Linked DNA regions of Homo sapiens: region 2 is linked to region 1. A link is a contact called in ENCODE Hi-C or POLR2A ChIA-PET data. All regions are on one chromosome and are shown on one strand. Each heading gives the region's core, a stretch centred on a gene start or an enhancer-like site at or near the end of the contact. The rest is flanking DNA. Distances are from core to core; before and after follow the strand shown. Region 1 has its middle 45 kb from the start of COL1A2. Region 2 has its middle 7.0 kb from the start of PON1.

Region 1 (4,874 bases), core at 548-3,047:
AGCCTTCATATGGACTCTACTGGGTCAAAGTCTTTAGAAAAATCAAATATTAATTTATTAGCATTCATTCCTTGTCCAAGATATAAACATTTTTAAGGCTTTTGATACATACCGATAAATTTCTCTCTAGAAATTTTGTACCAATTTATACCACATCAACTGTAGATGAGAGTGATCTTTTGTCTAAACTCTTATCAACCTATTATTTTGAAAAGAAACAGCCAGAGATGAAGTGAGCTTTTTAACTTCGTGTTTCTTTAATTTCTAAAGTAACTGGACATTTTTTGTGCATTTTAATGAACTTTTGTTTTTTGTTATTGATGTTCTTTGTCTCCCCCAACCCCTCTTTTTTTCTGTACAAGCATTAAAAAATGATGTCTAAGAACTCTTTCTAAGTCTTTATCTAAAAACAAAATGCTCAAATTGCATGAAGAAGCATATATATATATATATTTTTTTTTTTTTCTTTTCTTTTTTTGAGATAGAGTCTCACTCTGTCACCCTGGCTGAGATGCAGTGGTATGATCACTGCAGCCTCTACCTCCTGGGCTCAAGCAATCCTCCTGCCTTATCCTCTGTAGTAGCTGTGAGTACAGGTGCACACCATCATACCTGGCTAATTTTTAAATTTGTGTAGAGACAGGGTCTCACTATGTTGCCTAGGCTGGTCTCAAGCTCCTGGGCTTAAGTGATCCTTTTGCTTCGGCCTCCCAAAGTGCTGGGATTATAGGTGTGAGCCACCAGGCCTGACCAACATATATATTTTCAAGGAGAAAGGAGTGCTAGGAAGAGTGTGAGATGGGTAGATACAAAGCAGGCATTCAAATACAAAGTATTTGAATTAAATTAAGTTTCTGTTTTATTGAGAAAAGTTATAAAACATTACAACTTTTGTGATGCAGTTTGTAATAGAGATGTTATTTATGGTCTTTCATACCCTTGCCCCCTTTAAAAATTGCCCACGCAGAGCTTCTGATGTCTAGGTGGCTATGTTTTATATCACACGACTCTCATGATGGGATACCTACCCAAATGTCAGCACTTACTAGGCTGTCTAGAGATTTATGAACTATATCAGAATCTCTCTCTTAGAAATCAAATAATAATAATGATGAAAGCCAATTAATAGCAGATATGAAAAAAACATGCAGAATGTGAATGAACCAGATTAGTGGTGAAGCTGTAGAGGAAAGAGTTGAAAAAGTCACAAACTCCTGCTCCTGAGATCTCTGAAGCCATCTTAAATAGAGAGCCAAGCCTGTCATGGTGGTGTGAGCCTGTAGTCCCAGCCACTTGGGAGGCTGAGGCAGGAGGATTGTTTGAGCCCAGGAATTCGAGGCCACAGTGTGCTATGATGGCACCATGAATAGCCACTGTATTTCAGCCTGGGCAACATAGCAAGACCCTGCCTCTAAAAAAATAAATAAATAAAGGAGCAGCCACGTTGCAGCTCCAATTTCAGTAGTCTGTTACCTTTCTTGCTCTTATTTCTCTATGTATGTCCCTGTCACCTGAGCTTCCTTGACTGGATCTCTGTTCGTTTTGCTTAAATAAACCTGAAGATACAAGATGATTATAAGGTAAAGTACCTATGATACAGATTTTGGACTATCTTAGTTACTACAACTCTATACATATTCCAGCAGTCATTTTTATAGTTTCCTCTTTTGTTTAATAATTGTTCAACATAATGAGATAGCCAGGTGGGAGAGGGTCCCTGGAAAAACTCCAACCAGCCTGCACACCAGGAGGAATGTGCATTGGGTGGAGACACGGAAGTTCACGCTGTTTGCAGAGGGGAGTAGTCTGGCCCCTCCTCTTCCTATCTGGAACCTGGAATTCAAATGACCAGGCGAGAAGTACTCTAGCAGGGACTCTGGCCTAGGGAGAGTCCCCGTTTCCCCTTTTCTTCTTTTTTCACCCAGTAAAACCCTGTCTTACTCACCATTCAAACTATCTGCAAGCCTGAATTTTTGTGGCCATGGAACAAAGAACCCTGTCATTAGCTAAACTAAGGAAAAGTCCTGCAACAATAAAATCACGAAGTCTGGAGTCTGTATTACTGGGCTAGGTGATAGAGATACAGAGATGAATCAGACAATCTGCCATCTAGAAGCATGTAGTTCAATTACACTTTTCTATATAGCGTGGTTGTTCATTACTGCAGATTGTCAGATCAGTGGTGACCAACTAGTTGCTAGGCAACTTGAAAGACAAGAATACAGAACGGATGCAGCTTCATTCTGTTATAAATTCTTCTTTGAAATGTTTGTCAAGAACTCTGAAGGATCTGGAATTTTCTCTACTTTAAAGCTAAGATGTTAGCCGGCCACAGTTTAATAGATGCTGGCGGAAGGCATGCAGCTTCTGGGTCAGAGACGAAAGACTTTGTTCCAGCAAGGCAAGGAACTAAAAGCTTTATATTTGCTTCAGGCCCCCTTTCCCCAAGTCCCTTGGGGAAAATGCAGAGCAATCCAAATGGATGTGTTGCAATTGAGAAACACCAACAAATGGAACCCAAAACTACAATGGGCTGGGAGCAAACCTGCTTGACATTTGCCCTGCAGGGAGCTATTATCTTGATTATAGTGGACAGTAACCTCTCCTCTGAAGGGAGACATTAACTCTCTCTTCCAAGGTTGCACACTATCATTATACAAACATCCTTGAACAGATATTTCAGAACGAAGGTCATCAGTGTCTCTGCTTGCAAAACATGCAGAAATGCCAAACATCCATGAATTGTGTTCCAACAATGTTCTTTATCTGGGTACTTTTTAAGACTATTCAAAATTGTGACTCTTATTTCTACTTTAAGATGGTCCTGTATTCCTCCATTTTTGCCATGTCCTGTTTACTAGGTATATTAGTTGAAACTGTTTTTGTTTTATATAACAGAAATTAACTTTCTCTAACTTAAGCAAAAAGGAAAGTTAGTAGAAGGATACTGGATTATTTCATAATTGAAAGAACAACCAAAAATCTAGTACTGTTTTGTGACCTCATCTGCAAAAGTTCACAGTCGTCTGTAGAGTGCTGTCATTGTCATGCCTCCATTATTCCTTGCCATTCTCCACTACAACTTTTAAATTTTCAAAAGAGAGGAGTTGAGTGGCTCAGCTTGGCTAAGGCTCTTCCTCTAGCTTTTCAGTTATGCCCAGAGGGGAAGGGCCATAAAAGCACCTAGTAAATCTTGGCTGCTCCCATAGAAAGAGAGATGATTTCTTTGGAACTTTGGCATCCTTCCCGATTGCTTTCTATTATATCTGGATTCATTTTTATTGATATTCCATTGCTCATTAGAGAAATGCAGTTATTGTTTTCAGCATTATTTCATTTCGCTTTTTAAATTAATTCAGTACAGTTTTGCTTTGTGTGTCATTTTCTTAGCCATCTTTTACCATTTTTCCATTTTTTAGAGTCATCTTTTGAAGTGATCTGAGCTAATTGAGTAATTCAAGAGTTTTTGGTAAATATAAGTCATCTCTGGTGATTGAAGATAGATAGGACTATATGTCTTTCCTTGTCAATCTTGCTACCAAGTAGTATGTCACAAGTAGAACAAGATTTAGCCTAAGTTTCATTATGTTAAATATTTATTAGTTCTCCATATATCTTCAAGACCATATTTCAACTATGAAAAATTATTATTGACATCTTTTATGCTAATTAACACACCTTCTGGTGTAGATTTTAATAATGATATTTGAAATGCCAGAATAGCCAATTCTAAAGCTATGGATTTTCCTAATTAGGATATGTCCAAGATTACTCAATCAGCCCTGGAGTGTGGATTAATGTTACTTTATAGCCCTCATGCACATATATACATAAAACCTCCTGTGGAAGTATTTTTGAAATAAATTACCTGACAGACAATATAATAGGTCAGATTTTAGGCATTTAGTCATGTACTCATGCTAATTTCCACACTCCTTTGTAATTAACATTCTTCCTGACTGGATTAATTGGGTTTGCAATAAGTAATCACATTTGTAATATTGTAACTGTTCCCAAATTAATTGCTCACATGTTCAATGAGCCATTACATGTTCTTTTTAAAACAGCTTAAAGAGCCCACTATTTGAAAGCTGTAGTCCTAAACATTTTGGGGAGAGGGATACAGAATCACCTAAAAATATGATGATGTTAATAAACCAGTGGTTCTCAAACTCTGAGAGTACATGGGAACCACCTTGGTGTACTAATTAAATATAGAAATATCTTGGGTCCACCCCTAGCAATTCTGGTTTGGTAAATATTGTGTGGGATCTGGAAAAACTTAGAGAAGTACAATATACTTTGTCTTCCTAGAAAAAGGCACATAGGCACAGACTTCCAACTTTGCCATTGACTTTAAGGGAGGGTTTCAGAACCTTGTGGCTTTAGTCTCATACAGTTTTCCTCAAGACTTCCTGCAAATTGCAATCACCGAGGGAGTTTTAAATAATATTTCAGACCAATTAGATAAAAATAACGAGTGGTAAAGGTTGACTAAACAGTCTGCATGATTTTCTTCCCAACCCAGAATGCAGACTAGAGATTTTTTCCCAATGTATCAATCTATTTTACTGAATTAGACTTACTTGGCAGATACCTCACAAAAGTGATAATAAAAAGACCAATAACCCTATACATCCTACAAAATACGCAGTTTAATTTGTGTATTGGTGAGAAGGCACATCATTTTTGTCATTGATTTGTCTTTCTCTTTTCAATGGTTCAAAAGATTTAGTGGACTTTGTTCTGTTTTTGATACATAGCCCTCCCAAGTTTGAGAGAAGGAAAGCAAAGCTCTTTTTATAATTTATGGTGTCAAGGTGACCATTTATTGTGATATTTTAGTGGAAGAAAGTCTAAGAAAACATGTGGAG
Region 2 (4,654 bases), core at 1,785-4,284, 890 kb before region 1:
TGTGGTTTTATTTGCATTTCTTAGATAACTAATGGAGTTGAACACTTTGTCTTATGGTTGTTGGCCAGTTGGAATCCTTGTTTGTGCAGTGAATATTTAACATTTTGTTCATTTAAGAAATTAGGTTGACATTATTTTTCTTATTGATTTGTAGGTATGAATCCTTTGTGCATACATGTATTGAAAATATATTCTATTTTTTAGAGTCTTTTTCTTAATCACTTCTGTTGATGAACAGAAAGTCTGCAATTTTAATGAAATCTAACATCAATATTTTTGTTTATGAATGTTGCTTTGAATATCCTCTTTTAAAAATCTTTATGTACCCCAAAATTATGAAATATGCTTCCTTGTGATCTTATAAAATATTTATAGTTATTTTTCACATTTAGATTTTTCATCCACCCAGAATATACTTTTGGTTGTCCTGTGAGTAGGAATCAAGATTCATTTTGGCCATATGTATATCCAATATATACAGCATCATTTTATTGAAAAGAAAATCTTTTCCCCACTCATTGCAGTGGCACTTTATCATAAATAAGGTAACCATTTATGTGTTGGTCTACATCTGGACCTTTTTTTTTTTTTTTTTGAGATGGAGTTTCACTCTTGTTGCACAGGCTGGAGTGCAGTGGCACGATCTCGGCTCAGTGCAACCTCTGCCTTCTGGTTTCAGGCGATTCTCTGGCCTCAGCCTCCTGAGTAGCTGAGATTACAGGCGCCCACCACCACGCCCAGCTAATTTTTGTATTTTTAGTAGAGATGGGGTTTCACCATGTTGGCCAGGCTGGTCTCTAACTCCTGACCTCGTGATCCACCCGCCTTAGCTTCCCAAAGTGCTGGGATTACAGGCGTAAGCCACCGCGCCTGGCCTATATCTGGACTTTTTGTTCTGTTCCGTTGGATTATTTGTCAGTCATTCAACAAAATCACAGCGTTTTAATTATAATAGATTTATAATAAACCTTGATTTTTGGTATTAAAATCCCCCAAATTTGTTCTTCCTCAAAATTTTTTATGGATATTCTTAACTCTTCGTATTTTCACTTAAATTTAGAGTCAGATTGCCAATTTGTACAAAACCTTTCTAGGATTTGTGTTGGAATTTTATTGAGCTCCTTATAGATCAATGCGGGGAGAATGTACATCATTAAATTGCCACCTTTCCAAGATCTGAAGTTGGTATATGTGTCTCTTTAAATGTTTAGTTTCTGTTAGTGAAGTTGTAGATTTTCGTGTAGAGATTTTGAACATCTTCTGTTACATCCTAAGAGTTTAGCAGTTCTGATGCTCTTGTAGATAGTATCTTCTTAAAATTTCATTTTCTAATTGTTTGTTACTACACAAGAACAAATGATTCTGTATACTGACTCTATAGCTAGCTACCTTAGTAAATTTATGTTTTTATTTTAAAGTTTATCTGTAGAGTCTTTCGTATCATCTACATACCAAGCACATTGTCTGTAAATAATGAGTGTTCTAGATCTTCTTTTCCAGCCTTGACATCTCCTCTTTCTTTTTCTTACCTTTAGTTTAATATTGGGCATAAGGGATAATCACAAATGTCTTTGTTCCTTTCTCAATCACCAGGGAAAGCTTTCAAATTCTCATCGAGTGTGAAAATTGCTGTAACTTTTTCTCTTTGGCAAAATATTCTTCACCTGATTAAGAAATTTGCATTCTCTTTCTAGTTTACTAAAAATGTTTTTAATTGTAAATGAGTGTTGGATTTTTAAAATACTTTTTCTGCATCTATTGAGATCATCATTTTTCCCCTTTATTCTGTTAATTATATGTTGATTTAAAACTTCAAGCCAAACTCCCATATGGTGTATAAACCTTACTTGATTATGATATTATTATGTTTTTATAATTGTGGACTTACTTGACTAATATTTTAAGATATTAATGTCCATGTTCATAATAAAGATTGGCCTGTAATTTTAATTTCCCTTTTTTGTAATTAATTGTCAGGTTTTAGTATCAAGGTTATATTCACCTGGTGAAAGACTTGAGAGTTATTTCTTCTTTTTTTATTCTCCAAAAGTTAGTGTAAAATTTAGCATTTTTTCTTCCTTAAGTGTTTGGAATAATTCACTTATGAAGCTACCTGGGACTAAAGATTTCTTTAAGGGGGATTTTAAAGTATAGATTACATTTATTTAAAGAATATAGAAATATTACAATTAAATGTTTCTGCTTGTGTATGCTTTGATAAATTTAGCAATTCATTCTTTTCATTTAAATTTGCAGATTTAGTGGAATAAAGTAGTTCATAATATCCTTTTGTTACATATTTAGGATCTGCGGTAATATCCTCTTTATTTCTCACATTTAGAATTTGTTTTCTTTCTCATTTTCTTTCTGTCAGTCTTACCACAGTTTTATATCTTTCATTAGTCTTTTCAATAATCAACTTTTGAATGTTTTGTCCTAAGTTTTTATTGTAGTAAATTTCACATAGTATAAAATTCATCATTTAACCATTCAATGACATACAATTCAATGGCATTAAGTATGTTCACAATATTGTTCAACCATCACCATGATCTTGCGCCAGAATATTTTTCACCATCTCAGAAGGAAACCTATGTGCATTAAGTAGTTATTCCCCATCCTCCTCTCCCCTGCAGTTCCTGACAACTACTAATCTGCTTTCTGTCTTTATGGATTTGCCTTTTCTGGCTATTTCATGTAAATGGAATCCTATAATATGCTGCCTTTTGTGTTTGGCTTCTTTCACTTAGCATAATGATTTCAAGGTGCATCTATGTTGTGGCATGTATTAGGACTTTATTCTTTTTTTATAACTGAATGACACTTCATACAATGGATAGTCTCTCTTCAAGTTTGTTTTTTATTTCATTGATTGCTGATTTTATCTTCATTTCCATCCTTCTCCTTTCTTTGGATTTTTAAGCTTTTTGAGATGTGTGCTTAGACAATTGAAGTGAAGTGACATAGTTCTGTTAGCTTTCCCTTTTCGTACTTTCAGTTTCTGTTTTTAGGTGCACGTCAGTTTTGGTTTGCCCATATCTAGACATACAAACTTAGGGCTCCTACACTTCCTAATTGGATGACTTTGTATGAATGGGGATAATCGTATTGATCCTATCTCCTTGTCCAGGGTCTTGTGAGAGAATGTAAGGTAAAAGCATTTTGTAAACTAACTTCCAGACTTGGATAGTACCTTGTACTTTGCACTGCCATTGCTTTATATCTGCATAGTGCTTTCACAGGTTTTTAAAAATTTAATACAGCAAACCCACAGGAATTATCTCCATTTTACAGATGTTATTTCTGCTACTATAGAATTTTCAGGAAGTGACCATGAATTTAGTATTTAAAGCCCAGGGTTTTTGGGTTTTTTTTTCTTCCAGCTTTACTATAGCTGCCTCATGCAGAATGGTATTATTGGCATTCTTAGAACATTGGAATTTCACACTTTCAGAAACTTGAGAACATTGCAACAACTGCCAACAGGGCTCAGCATCCTCTGCAGATGAACAACACCAAGTGGTATAGTTACCCAATCAATCCTTTTGCACTTCTACAAAATTAAGCTTGGCAAACTTGGCTCTGGCTTTCTACCAATTCATTGACAGTTTTTACTGACTACTCCGTGAATTAGGCTTTTTGTGGGAAAATAAAAGAATGGGTTGATGTGATTGTTACCAAATATATTTAGGAAGAAGTATTTGAACATGTGCAAATAAATACTTAGCACATGAGGATCAAGGGAGGAAAGGAAAGGGATTCTAATAGTCAAGGTGAGATCTGAGTTTTTAAAGAAGTTTGCTTTTTAAATGTTTGGTTATACATTTCTGGTGATAAAAAAATTCTAAGTTTAAAACACCTTCATAACTTCTCATAACATTTAAAATCTTCACATAGCATGGACTCATACTCTTGTCTGCACATTTTAACATGTGTGAAATAGGAAATTATTGTATAATTAATAGTTTCTTAGAATTGTGTTGTAGATTAATTATAGTTTTTCTTTTTTAGTAGTACATAAAATAAAAGAATAATAGATAGTTATGTATTTAACACTGATGGCATTACAGTAAATAAAATATGGAACATTAAAGTATTCCAGAGGATTCTGTAATAACTTTTAAACATTCATTCATTCATTCATGTATTCAACAATATTTATTGAGCACCTAGATTTTGTTAGGTGCTGTACCAGGCGTTAGAGCTATAACAACAAGCAAGGCATTTTTATACAGGCTTCTGGTCTAGTGAGAAAAACAGTACCGTGATAAAGTATTAACAATACAGAGTGGCAGGAATAATAAAGAAGCAGCATGGTGCAATGAGACATATGAGAATGGTATCCAAGATTTAGACATCAGGAAAAACTAGTAGAAATAAATTGCAAACAGGTGCCTGAAGGAGCAGGTAGGATTTGATCATGTTAAGAATGGGGACTAGTATTCATACCCTCGTGTAATTCCTTCACCTTGAGAGAACAGAATGAATACAACATGGAAAAAATGATATGTCACTTTGAAAATTAGGTTACAAAGAGATGGTGACTTCCATCTGGCTTGTTAAAATGAGATCACAGTCCTGGCCAATGCCTGGGCTACGACCTTGGGAAAGACCCTGAGGCAGAGGCACCAGGTAAGTTGTAGTCATACTCCTG

Evidence for each region. Hi-C counts contacts between places; a loop is a spot of excess contacts on that map. ChIA-PET counts read pairs that join two places held with the same protein, here RNA polymerase II (POLR2A). Pooled maps may share reads with other maps.
Region 2: a pooled map shows a loop between it and region 1 (2.5-fold over the local background). The contact joins two enhancer-like sites. A Hi-C loop is called at or near these places in 1 of 37 single-sample maps with no recorded cell type and 3 of 50 pooled maps. POLR2A ChIA-PET finds 5 or more read pairs at or near these places in 1 of 52 experiments (WTC11).

The regions. Positions count from the first base shown.
Region 1 is chr7:94,437,839-94,442,712 of GRCh38, reverse strand. No RefSeq gene overlaps it. Among named protein-coding and RNA genes, the nearest start is that of COL1A2, 45 kb to the right of the region's middle. Within about 2 kb of position 1,797, at least 2 of the 41 ENCODE cell types and tissues checked have a DNase peak (open chromatin) inside an H3K27ac peak, as active enhancers do.
Region 2 is chr7:95,329,216-95,333,869 of GRCh38, reverse strand. No RefSeq gene overlaps it. Among named protein-coding and RNA genes, the nearest start is that of PON1, 7.0 kb to the right of the region's middle. Within about 2 kb of position 3,034, at least 2 of the 41 ENCODE cell types and tissues checked have a DNase peak (open chromatin) inside an H3K27ac peak, as active enhancers do.